Regions from separate parts of the Mus musculus genome. Here region 2 is linked to region 1. A link is a loop called in an ENCODE intact Hi-C map of the cell type or tissue named here. Cell type or tissue: heart. All regions are shown on one strand. Links, peaks and the distances in the headings refer to the core of each region. The heading gives the core; the rest is flanking DNA.

What was found. Peaks named below come from ENCODE experiments on the same cell type or tissue, not always from the same donor. Only the 100,000 strongest peaks of a DNase experiment are listed, where the experiment ranks them.
Region 2: it touches region 1 in a loop (2.4-fold over the local background); 6 of 42 quality-filtered maps call a loop at or near these places.

Annotation. Positions count from the first base shown.
Region 1 is chr7:67,238,906-67,246,940 of GRCm38, reverse strand. It overlaps Mef2a (myocyte enhancer factor 2A), which reads left to right. Exons shown (of 11, transcript NM_001291195.1): 9 at 6,501-6,627. Among named protein-coding and RNA genes, the nearest start is that of Lysmd4, 20 kb to the right of the region's middle. In heart, for the core only: CTCF peaks have their summits at 2,916 (motif pointing right) and 3,609 (motif pointing left); no DNase peak of the experiment used is centred there.
Region 2 is chr7:67,520,182-67,522,681 of GRCm38, reverse strand. The region is part of intron 9 of Lrrc28 (leucine rich repeat containing 28); the gene reads left to right. Gm34079 (a long non-coding RNA gene) reads right to left here and starts at 1,885. Exons shown (of 5, transcript XR_003946792.1): 1 at 1-1,885. In heart, for the core only: a CTCF peak has its summit at 1,529 (motif pointing right); a DNase peak (open chromatin) is centred at 1,471.

The sequences.
Region 1 (8,035 bases), core at 2,140-4,639:
TCAAACATTTAAGGAAGAATTAATAGCAACTCATCACTATCTCAGAAAGGAAAAAAAAAGAGAGCACTTCTCCCTCATTTTATTAGGCAGCATCTATCTTAATACAAAACCAGAATAAGGCATTGTAAACAAAAATACCTATAAGCCGGTTTCTTCATGGACTGTCTAGACACAGAAATCCTCATGTACTTTCTAGTTCTGTCTGTTAAGAATTCCTTGAGTAATTTCATCTAGTCGCTGAGTGTACCTGGTGCTCTCTCTGATTGTGATATCTAAATACCATTATCTAATTCAGAGGCTAAGGGCTCCTTGGGGAAGTGGTGGGTTGTAGGGAAGCACAAATAAGCCAGAGGAGCCAGGGAATAAGGATGTATTATTGAAAGGTCCCAGGGACCATTCTTTCAAAAAAACAAAAAACAAAACAAAAATCCCAGTTTGCCAAAACTAGAAAATTTTAAATTACAGTAATTTGAGGTTATAACCCAAGGAAAAAGGAATGCTGATTCCATCATACAAATATGATTCAATAAATAAGGAACTGGTAACACCTCCTCCTTAGATAACAGATTTAATTTAGAAGAATTTTAAGAATAGTAAAGCTGGACCTTAAAGCACGCCTTTAATCCCAGCACTCAGGAAGCAGAGGCAGGCAGATCTTGAACTCAGGGTCAGGGCCAGCTTGGTCTAAAAAGTTTGGTCCAGTTCCAGGAGAACACAGAGAAGCTCTGTCTTCAAAACAAAACAAAACAAAAGATTAGGAAACAGCTTTATAATAGCATAGTAGGGCCCTAACTGTTCTAAGCACGTCAGTAAGTAAATGCTGCAGGTAATGGCAAACATCTAAAGTGAACCACTTACACACTATCAAGTTTCCTGTACCCAAACATGTGTTATTTATAAAGGGGAAATTGTGCTTTTAGAGTGGAGAATCCTGGAGGACGTTACCTTAGTTAAGGTAACTGGCATAACACCACTAAGAGTAAAACAAAAAGAATACACGTGCAGTCGGGTATTCTTTCAGCAATGCCCGTCCTTCAGCCCACCAAGGCTGGTGGGATCTAAGTGAGGTGCAAAGCTTTACAAATGGAATTCCTAGCCTCAACAGTTTTTGGGGGGTGTTAACCTCAGAAAGCCGGGTAAGATGTGTAGAGGAGCTCTCTGAGTGCTGTGGAGTAAGATAGTTAAAACACAAATGTGTATAACAAAGAAGTATGCCTGAAAAGAGCAGCCACTAAAGTGGCTCCTTGAGCACCTTGCAGGTAGGCAGTACCTGCTAGGAGCTTTCTTTAAAAAAAAAAAAACAAAGTCACTTAAGGCACTGAAATGTGTGTTAGAAAGACCCAACTACTTGGGACTTTGAAAACTGCTTAATAAAATCATATCTAGTCACAGAAAAAAAAGACAAAACCATGAACCCCATGGAAAATTAAAACTGTCATATAAGCTATTTATACCCTTATCTCTGTAAAGTTACACTGTATTTTACATACAGCAAGAGTTTGATATTATTTTGACATCTGTCTTGTAAATTGGAGATAACAAAATGATATGTTTAAGTGAGCAGCTGAACTATATTTGCCTACTTGTACGCTGAGTGCTTGTTTTGTTGAGTAAATGATCAGTTTATTCATTTGCAGAGAAACCAGTGAGGCTTAGGACACTTCACAAATTGGAAGAAACTTGACTTACTCAAGTGAAATAGGAAATATCAATGAGCAGACTGTTTCTAGCATAGAAGTATTTCATAACCACTTAAAAGGAGAAAACCTGTCTTATTCATTTTTACTGTTTTTAAAGTTTAACAGTTCCCTTCCAGTCTCTTCTTTGTCATATGCAAGGCTTTACCCCACTAAGATAGTTTTATTCATGGGAACACTGTTATTTGCAAATGGTAAACATATATTATTACTCAAAACTATAGCATTTATTAGTAAACACTTACTGTGTCTTATAATGTGTTGGCCACTGGGAAAATAAAACACACAGCAGTTTTCTAACAATAGAGTCTGGTAGTAGACAGGCATGTATACAAACTGTCTGGCCAGATGGGGTAGCTATGCAGGGATTAAATGTATATGTGCACAGTGTTAAACTTGGAAGTGTCTCAGAAGCAATGCTGTGTGTAGGAGAGACCCATGTAAGAGGAGGTGGGATTAAGGGACAGGATGGGGCTTTAAATCATTGGCTAGAGAATTTAAAAGAATTTTCCTTTATTTTGAAAAAGCAACTATAATGTAGAGGCAAGTACTATATGCATCGTTTGATATGTATAGAACCTCTGTAAAGTTGCAAACAGCTACTAGAATCCAAATGCCATGTTTTTCTAAAGAAAGATCTTGTTGCAAGTTCCAACAGTCTTAGTTAACTCTCTTATCCCTCTTATGTGCTGAGTACAGTCGGAGGAAGAGGAATTGGAGTTGGTGAGTGTGGTTTCCTGCTTGAACAGAGTTGAAAAATATATAAATAGTACTAATTATTTTAAATGTTCTTATTTAACCTTTGTTCCTTTGTTACAAAGATATTTTTCTATTTGTTTTCCACTATCCAAACATTTTTTAATCAAGAAATCCACCTACTGGCACTACTGATCCTAGTTATGTTTATGTTTATTGCTGTATATATTGGTCCCTTTTATTTGATGGGTAAAGGAGAAGACATATTGAAGTAACTTGTAAAAACAATAGCTATCCATGAACACAAGATACTTAAGCTTTTTTTGCTAAGGAAGTACACAAAATACCTTATGTGGCTTTCGAAATTATTAAAGTGTTTTTAGAAAATGACTTCACCCTCAGAGTCCCTGAGATCGTAACACAGAATCTTGTGTTATGTTTCTTTCTTTCAAAAAGATTACATCATTTTTGGTGAGGTCACCTTTTTCAGAGTTGATTATCTCATCCTGCATGAGGCAGTCGGAACCACAAGGGGGTTCCCTGTTTACAAAAAGAAGTGGCTGTGATTGAACACACACACATTTGCTTCTTACGAGGAATGTTTGAGTCTTTAAAAGCAGCTCTTACCTGTTTATCCAAAACATATTTTATGTTGTTTTTTTCCTGTGGAAAAAAAACTTGACTAAAAATAACTTACCTCTATGTTGGGAACTAAAACCCAAACTCAACAGATGTCATCATATGCATTCCAAGTCTAATTAGATGACTCCGATTTAAAGGGAATAAAAACTTGTGAGTGTTCCAGTGTTAGCATGGGCAGGGGTTAGGAGTGCATGTGAGCATGGGGTGTAAAGGCACCCACTATTTTCATTTCCTTATGATGACATGTTTATGCATGCTGGTGTGTTTTTAACAGTTTCTTTTCAAATAAGTTTCTTTGTTCTTTATCCTTAAAATAAGAGATGATCTTTTATTTGTTCTGTGCTTGCTCATTTTTGGATTGGTATATGAAATATACTCACTGATTAGCTATAAATGTGATGCTAGATTATACAATGAATATCTTTGGGGGGAAATTCTTGAGTTAAGGATGCCACTAATGGTTGCATTATGGTTCAAACTGAAATAATTCATCTTTTACTAGACCCTGCTCTTTACCCTTAAATTATTGTCCTAAATGCTTTAATTATCTATCACTGTGTTGCCCTCTAGTGGTTCTGAAAGTCACTTACTCACGGAACACACTGCTTGCAGGGATCTAGCTGGTGGGCAGACCAAGTATGGAGGGTCATTATTTCTACAGTCTTTGAAGTCATACCAAGAAGTTGCCATGAAGATGCAACTCTAAAAAGCCCAGAGTAGGGATAGCCTACACAGAACCATCTGAACACTATTTTTACCTAGTTTTATTTGAGACCAGATTAAGTCTCTCCCTCAAAAACTCATTGAAATTGTTGACTCAGTGCTGAGCCTGAACTGTTTCTCCACCTGTCATACCAATGTGTGACACTGTGTGACTTTGCCTTCCTTAAAATGACACTTAACTGCAGAATCTCAGAGATAGTTTCTGAGTGTGTTGAAATGTAGAAATCATGAAGATAAGAAAGATCGCTAAAAAGTGTAGTCAATCACACTCTTTACAACTTCATAAACACCCATGGAAGGAGTTACAGAGACAAAGTTTGGAGCTGAGACGGAAGGAAGGAAGGAGCATCCAGAGACTGCGACTGCCCCACCCGGGGCATCCATACCATAATCAGCCACCAAATGCAGACACTATTGCATATGCCAGCAAGATTTTGCTGACATGACCCTAATATAGCTGTCTCTTGTGAGGCTATGCCAGTGCCTGGCAAATACAGAAGTGGATGCTCACAGTCAGCTATTGGATGGAAAACAGGGCCCCCAATGGAGGATCTAGAGAAAGTACCCAAGGAGCTGAAGGGGTCTGCAGCCCTATAGGTGGAACAACAATATGAACTAACCAGTACACCCTGAGCTCGTGTCTCTAGCTGCATGTGTAGCAGAAAATGGCCTAGTCGGACATCATTGGGAAGAGAGGCCCCTTGGTCGTGCAAACTTTATATGCCTCAGTACAGGGTAATGCCAGGGCCAGGAAGTGGGAGTGGGTGGGTTGGAGGGCAGGGCAGGGGGTTGGGAGGGTATAGGGGACTTTTGGGATAGCATTTGAATTGTAAATGAAGAAAATATCTAATAAAAAATTGTTCTTTAAAAAAGTTTAAGCTAATTCAGCATCTAAAAATGAAATCAGTTCAGAATGCAGGGAAGAATCAGAAACGCAGTTCCCTGGAATTCAGGAAGTTACGCAAGGCATTCTGTGCCCTAAACATTTGTTGATGGCTCTGATCCAAAGTGAAGTGAAAGAAAGGAGCCAGCTCCTGCGCCTGTGTTGAGGACTTCCCTAGCAAGAGTGAGGCCACAGTGACTCTGTTCTAAGCCTTGCACTTCTAGAATAATTTTATCTCATTACAGATTTAGTGGGATGGCTGTGAATCAAAAGGAATATAAATATATTTGTCTGTTTAAGTCACCAATGACACCAATAATATAAAGTTTTAACTACAGAAAGTCTGGGGACAGTAAAAAATGCTGTCTTGGGTTCATTTCTAATATACCTCTTCAATTATCAGCAGGAGCACTGAAAACCAGACATGACAAACATGTCTGTCTTTCTTTTGTAACAAATTAAAGGGTTCAGAGAAGTAAAGTGATGTTCTCCAGGCTTAGAGGTGAATCAGTAATTAAGACTCCAGTCATACCAGTACATCATATGGTTTTCAGATGCCCTGTGAGAAGATGTGTAGGAAATACAAACTGACCTGAGAGAAGCTGGAGTCCAGATCCTCAAAAGACCATCACCCGTCAGGCACTCATATTAGCCAGAGGCCTTCATTCATTCCAGTGCTTTCTGAAAACAGTTCAAGAGAAAATGCAGTCTCATTTGGACTCCTGAGCTCTGACACAGACCCCCAAAACTGTCAGTCATTAGGCTCTAACTATTTGTAAAAACAAATTATAGTTATCCTTTAGCTTCTTGTATACAAACTGTGGAGTCTCTTCTGTTCTCTGATACTTGATCCTGGAAAAAGTCAACTTTAGGTCAGTGTGAAGGGAAAAATTATTCTGCCATACCCCCTACACATGGAAGACAGGGGCTATCCTAATGTAGCTTCATCATTGAAGAGTTGACTTTTTTTTTTTTTGCCAGGAATAGGCAGTTCTTAAATCCCAGCCATCAGGAGTCAGAGGCAGCGGGATCTCTGTGTGTTCAAGGCAAGGCTGATCTACATAGCAGATTGATGTTCCCAATCAGCCAGGGCTACATAGACCTTCTAGGGGAAAGGGGACAAAAGGAAAAGGAGAAAGGGGTGGGGTGGGTGGGGTTGTCAACATTTTAATTTATTCCCAACCTGGCTAAGATACAATTATGCTGATACTATTAATACAGTCAGTCAGTATTTAGTAGCCTTTTCAAAAGTACATTATTAAAAAACTTAGAGCCTTTCCTTTCAGAAAACTGGAAGGCCAGAATGATACAGATCTGAGTGTGCTGTTAAAACCTGGATCACCTGCAGGGTGAGCAGGAGGGAAACCAGCTACATGGGATAAGCCACAGCCTAAAGCATTAGTATAGAAGGACTGAAAAGGACGTAGTTTTGTTCCTGTACTCTTACATTTATAATCTCATGTATACAAATTACTTTTGCTGCCATCAACCATTTAAAACATAAATAGACTTCATTTAATGTAGCTTGACAATACTTGTAATGATATCAAGTCCTCATTAAGTTATCACACAAAAGTGTTATCACCCATAAGGTAAGTTTCTATTTTAAGACATGCATCTGGGATTAATATGCTGTAATCTTAAAGGGGAAATGAATAATTAATACAAAGATAGATCTCTTAAATATTTAGTTATTCTCATTAATATCTTTAAGGATCTCATATCACTGTTTCAAGAAATAATGACATTCACATAAAACTGTGAAGTGTCACATTTAAATTGAAAGTTATTTTTAAAATCTTTAGTCTGAACATAAATACCACATAATTACACTTAATCTGTTCTCTGATCTCTCACAGAATGCCCAAAGGATAAGCAGTTCTCAAGCCACTCAACCTCTTGCCACGCCTGTAGTGTCTGTGACAACTCCGAGCTTGCCTCCACAGGGACTAGTGTACTCAGCAATGCCGACAGCCTACAACACTGGTGAGCCATCTCTGGGCCTTTTCCTGGACTCTGTTCTTGCTGCTTTCTAAACAAGGGGTACATGCTTATTAAGAATATAGCTCTGGGTTTTTGTTTCAAGTTTAAATGTATATTTTTAAAGTGCTAAGCCTTTAAAAAGTTACATAAAATGAGTTGATAATAGAATGAAGTAAGTTATTTCTCCAACATGAACTTTTACTACTTTTATTTTGGCGGCGGGGGTTGATTTTGGCGGCGGGGGTTGGGGGGGAGCAAAGGGGGGTTGAGACGGGGCCTCTGTGTAGCCTTGGCTGTCCTAGAACTCACTTTGTAGGCTAGACTGGTCTCAAAAGCCTTCCCCTGCTTCTCAAGTCCTGCAATTAAAGGTGTGTGCCACCATGTCAGACCTTTCACTGCTTCTTAAGAAAGAAGCAAGTAGCTATTGTCAAGTGTGGCCAAGGAAGGGAGGAGGCAAATTGCCCAGGTATTTTTATAAAGTCTTTTATTGCACACTATCTTTTTCTTCCTCAACTTTGAAATCAGATTGTTTTGTCTGTATGCTATAAACCTGCTTTGGGAAAGGGTTGAGGTCTCCTAGGGGTATGGAAGGTACTTCAGTGTGGCAGGCAAGATGTGTTTTTTCCTGTAGCTACTGGCTTGGTCTGTGTTATTAGACCCTGTGGAGGAGAATGAGCTCTTGTTTCTCCCCATAGCCAGTCAATCTGCTGCTAAGAAGAGGTTTTCATTCGTTTTGGTATTTTTGTTTCAGACTTTTGGTCTTAAAATATTCTTAAGACAGAAGGCTGTTAAGAAAGTTTAGGAGTAGGTGGACAGTGGTGGCACACACCTTTTATTGCAGCACTTAGGGTGGGGAGTGGGGTAGAGGCAGGCAGATCTCTGAGTTTGAGGCCAGCCTGGTCTACAGAATGAGTTCCAAAACAGCCAGGGCTACACAGCGAACACCCTCCAACCCCCTGTCTTGAAACACACACACACACACACACACACACACACACACACACACACACACACACACGGCGGGGGGGGGCGTCACAGTGAAGGGGGAGGGATACTGCTGGCTTAACCAGATGGCCCCTATGGAGAACTGGTGTGCAGAGGGTTCCCTGTGGGTTTACCATTCTAAGACAGGCAGGAAGAACAAGCAGTTTCACTTTCTCCCCAATTGAGCCAAACACCTGGCTCTGGGAAAGAAAGAAATAACACCTTGTCTGCCATCAGAAGACTGCAGTGCAAGGAAGTGACTTCTTTATGACGCTCATAAGTGGACTGTGGTAGAGATCACCTAATTTTAGACTTCAGAGTAAATGCTTTGGCATCAGTACTAAAACTGCTCTGTGAAGCTCCTGGAGGGACAGTTTATACCTTTGATTGGCACTTTAATTCCAGAGTTTTCAAATAACTTGTAATA
Region 2 (2,500 bases), core at 1-2,500, 280 kb before region 1:
CAGGAGAAGTGAAAGGCATGGCAGAAGCTGGGCTCCGCCCTTCTTATTCCAAAGCCACCAGATCAGGCTCATTCACTCAATGTTCTATCGCGATGAAGAGAGACTGTGACTATAGCAGTTTCCTGTAAAGGAAAGCATTTAATTTGGGCATGAGTACATTTCCAGTTTTAGTCCCTTATTGTCATAGCATGAAGTGTGTAAGCACACAGGCAGACATGGTACTGGAGAGGTCGCTGAGAGTTCTGTATCAGGATCCGCAGGCACTAGGAAGAGGCCATGGGCCTGACTTGAGCATTTGACCCAAAGCCCGTCTCCATGACACACTTAGTTCAACAAGGCTACACTTCCTAATCCCTATTAAGTGTAGTGCTACTCCCTAAGACCAGGTGTTCAAGTCTGTGAGCCAATGGGAACCATTCATATTCAGCCCAGCACAGGTATCATCCACTCATGACACTGAAGTTTCCAGGATCCTACACCTCATGATAGCCCCATTTCTTTTTTTTTTTTTAATATTTATTTATTTATTATATGTAAGTACACTGTAGCTGTCTTCAGACACTCCAGAAGAGGACATCAGATTTCGTTACGGATGGTTGTGAGCCACCATGTGGTTGCTGGGATTTGAACTCAGGACCTTTGGAAGAGCAGTCGGCACTCTTAACCACTGAGCCATCTCATCAGCCTAATAGCCCCATTTCTTAAAGGTTCTGCCAAACATGCCGTCACACTGGCAACCATTGCCAGCAATTAACTTCTGGAGACAAGCTCCAGCCAGAATGTGGTTGGCACACTTGCATTTTTAATTTTCAACCCTATATGCACACAAGATTGTTTTTACATTTCTAAACAAAATGTATGTGTGTAACACGTCTGTGAAAGTCCAAGCACAGTTTTGTGAAGTTGTTTCTTCCATCTTTACATGGGCTCCAGGGATGATCAAACTCAGGTCTGGAGTTTAGCATCACAAATGCCTTTATGCACTGAGCCACCTTGCTGGCCATAACAAAAAATTCCTAATTTACCAGAATGTTTGACGATATGTTGCATAAAAGTATACATAATATCAACTGATTTCTGTCAATATGAATATGAACATTTGTGTTTATGGACATGTGTATACATATGCAATATTACATATAAACAACTGTATATTTGTAGAAAAGGTTTGTCATGACTTACCAAAGAAGATAGAATTTTATTTTTAAAAATTGATAATCAATTTAGAAATTGAACCTTAATTGCTAAAACATGAGTAGGCCACTGATTCCTTGTAAGAAATACTTTGGTGCTCTGTGCATCTCAGAAGGCACACACTGGCATGTATTGACCTATGCACACTAAAAGGGCCTGGGGGAGGCAGCCGTGAGGTGGCTCCCTTCAGGCTGCTGTCAGTCCTGGAATGACACTCTGATTCTTGGAGGGAGTCTTAGTCTGTGCTGCAGAGTGACTACATGAGCACTGTGGGTTCGAGGTCCTTGCACCTTGGGACCAGGACCCTTTGGTTAGGTGTGCAGAACACGGCCACACTCCCTCCTCCCTCTAGATGGCAGTCTACTTTTTAATGACCTCTTCCAGATAGTTCTTTCCTGGTGTGCTCTCCTGTGAGATGTTTCACACCTCCTTGCCCTTTCTTTTATTCATATCACTTCCTTCTAGAAAACCAAGTCATATCAGAAATACATTATTTGCATGGATGTTCGGGATTTTTTTTTCCCTCTAAGAGAAGCCTATTGACACCCTCAAGGTAACTTATGCTAGGTCCCATAAGAAAAATACTCTTCAAAAGATATATATTTGTTTGGTTTTTATTTTCCCCTAGTATCAGGATGGAACCTAGAACCTCCCATGTGCTAGGCAAGTAATGGGCCACTGAGCTACACCCACTCCTGCCCTCCTTACATTTCATCTTTTGAGGCCAGGACTCATATGTTGCCCAAACTGGCCTTGAACTTGCTGTTCTTCTGTGTTCTTCTGCCTCAGCCTCCTGGGTAGCTGGGAACGCAGGCCTGTCTTAACTAACTGCCAGCAGGTGTTCTGTTTCTTTCTCCTTGCCTTATTCAGAAATTACTAATCAACCACCTACTGTGTGCTGTGCTCCGTACTAGGAATTTACAGTAACTACATCACCTAACTCTTCCTGCTCCCAGAGTCTAGGGCAGCCTCTGGTTCTGCACGGGGATGTTCTCGTGAGAAAATTGCCACAGCATAAATGTAACAGTATACGACACACTGTTAGGTGGCTTTTCCACAAGTTATGTGCGTGGGACTTCATTCTATCAGCTCATATAAATATTATTCTTCTTTTGGCTTGAATTTCTGTAATGAGTCAAAGATATGCTTTTTATTTTTAATCAGCAAACACATTACAAGAGAAAATCCCACATTTCTCACGATGCTTGTGGGCTCTAGTCTGTGCCAGCAGCGTTGTGATTTGTCTCGTAAGGAATCATCGTAGTTCTGTATTTTAAAACTAGCTCAAATGCTCTTTCTTCTGCCT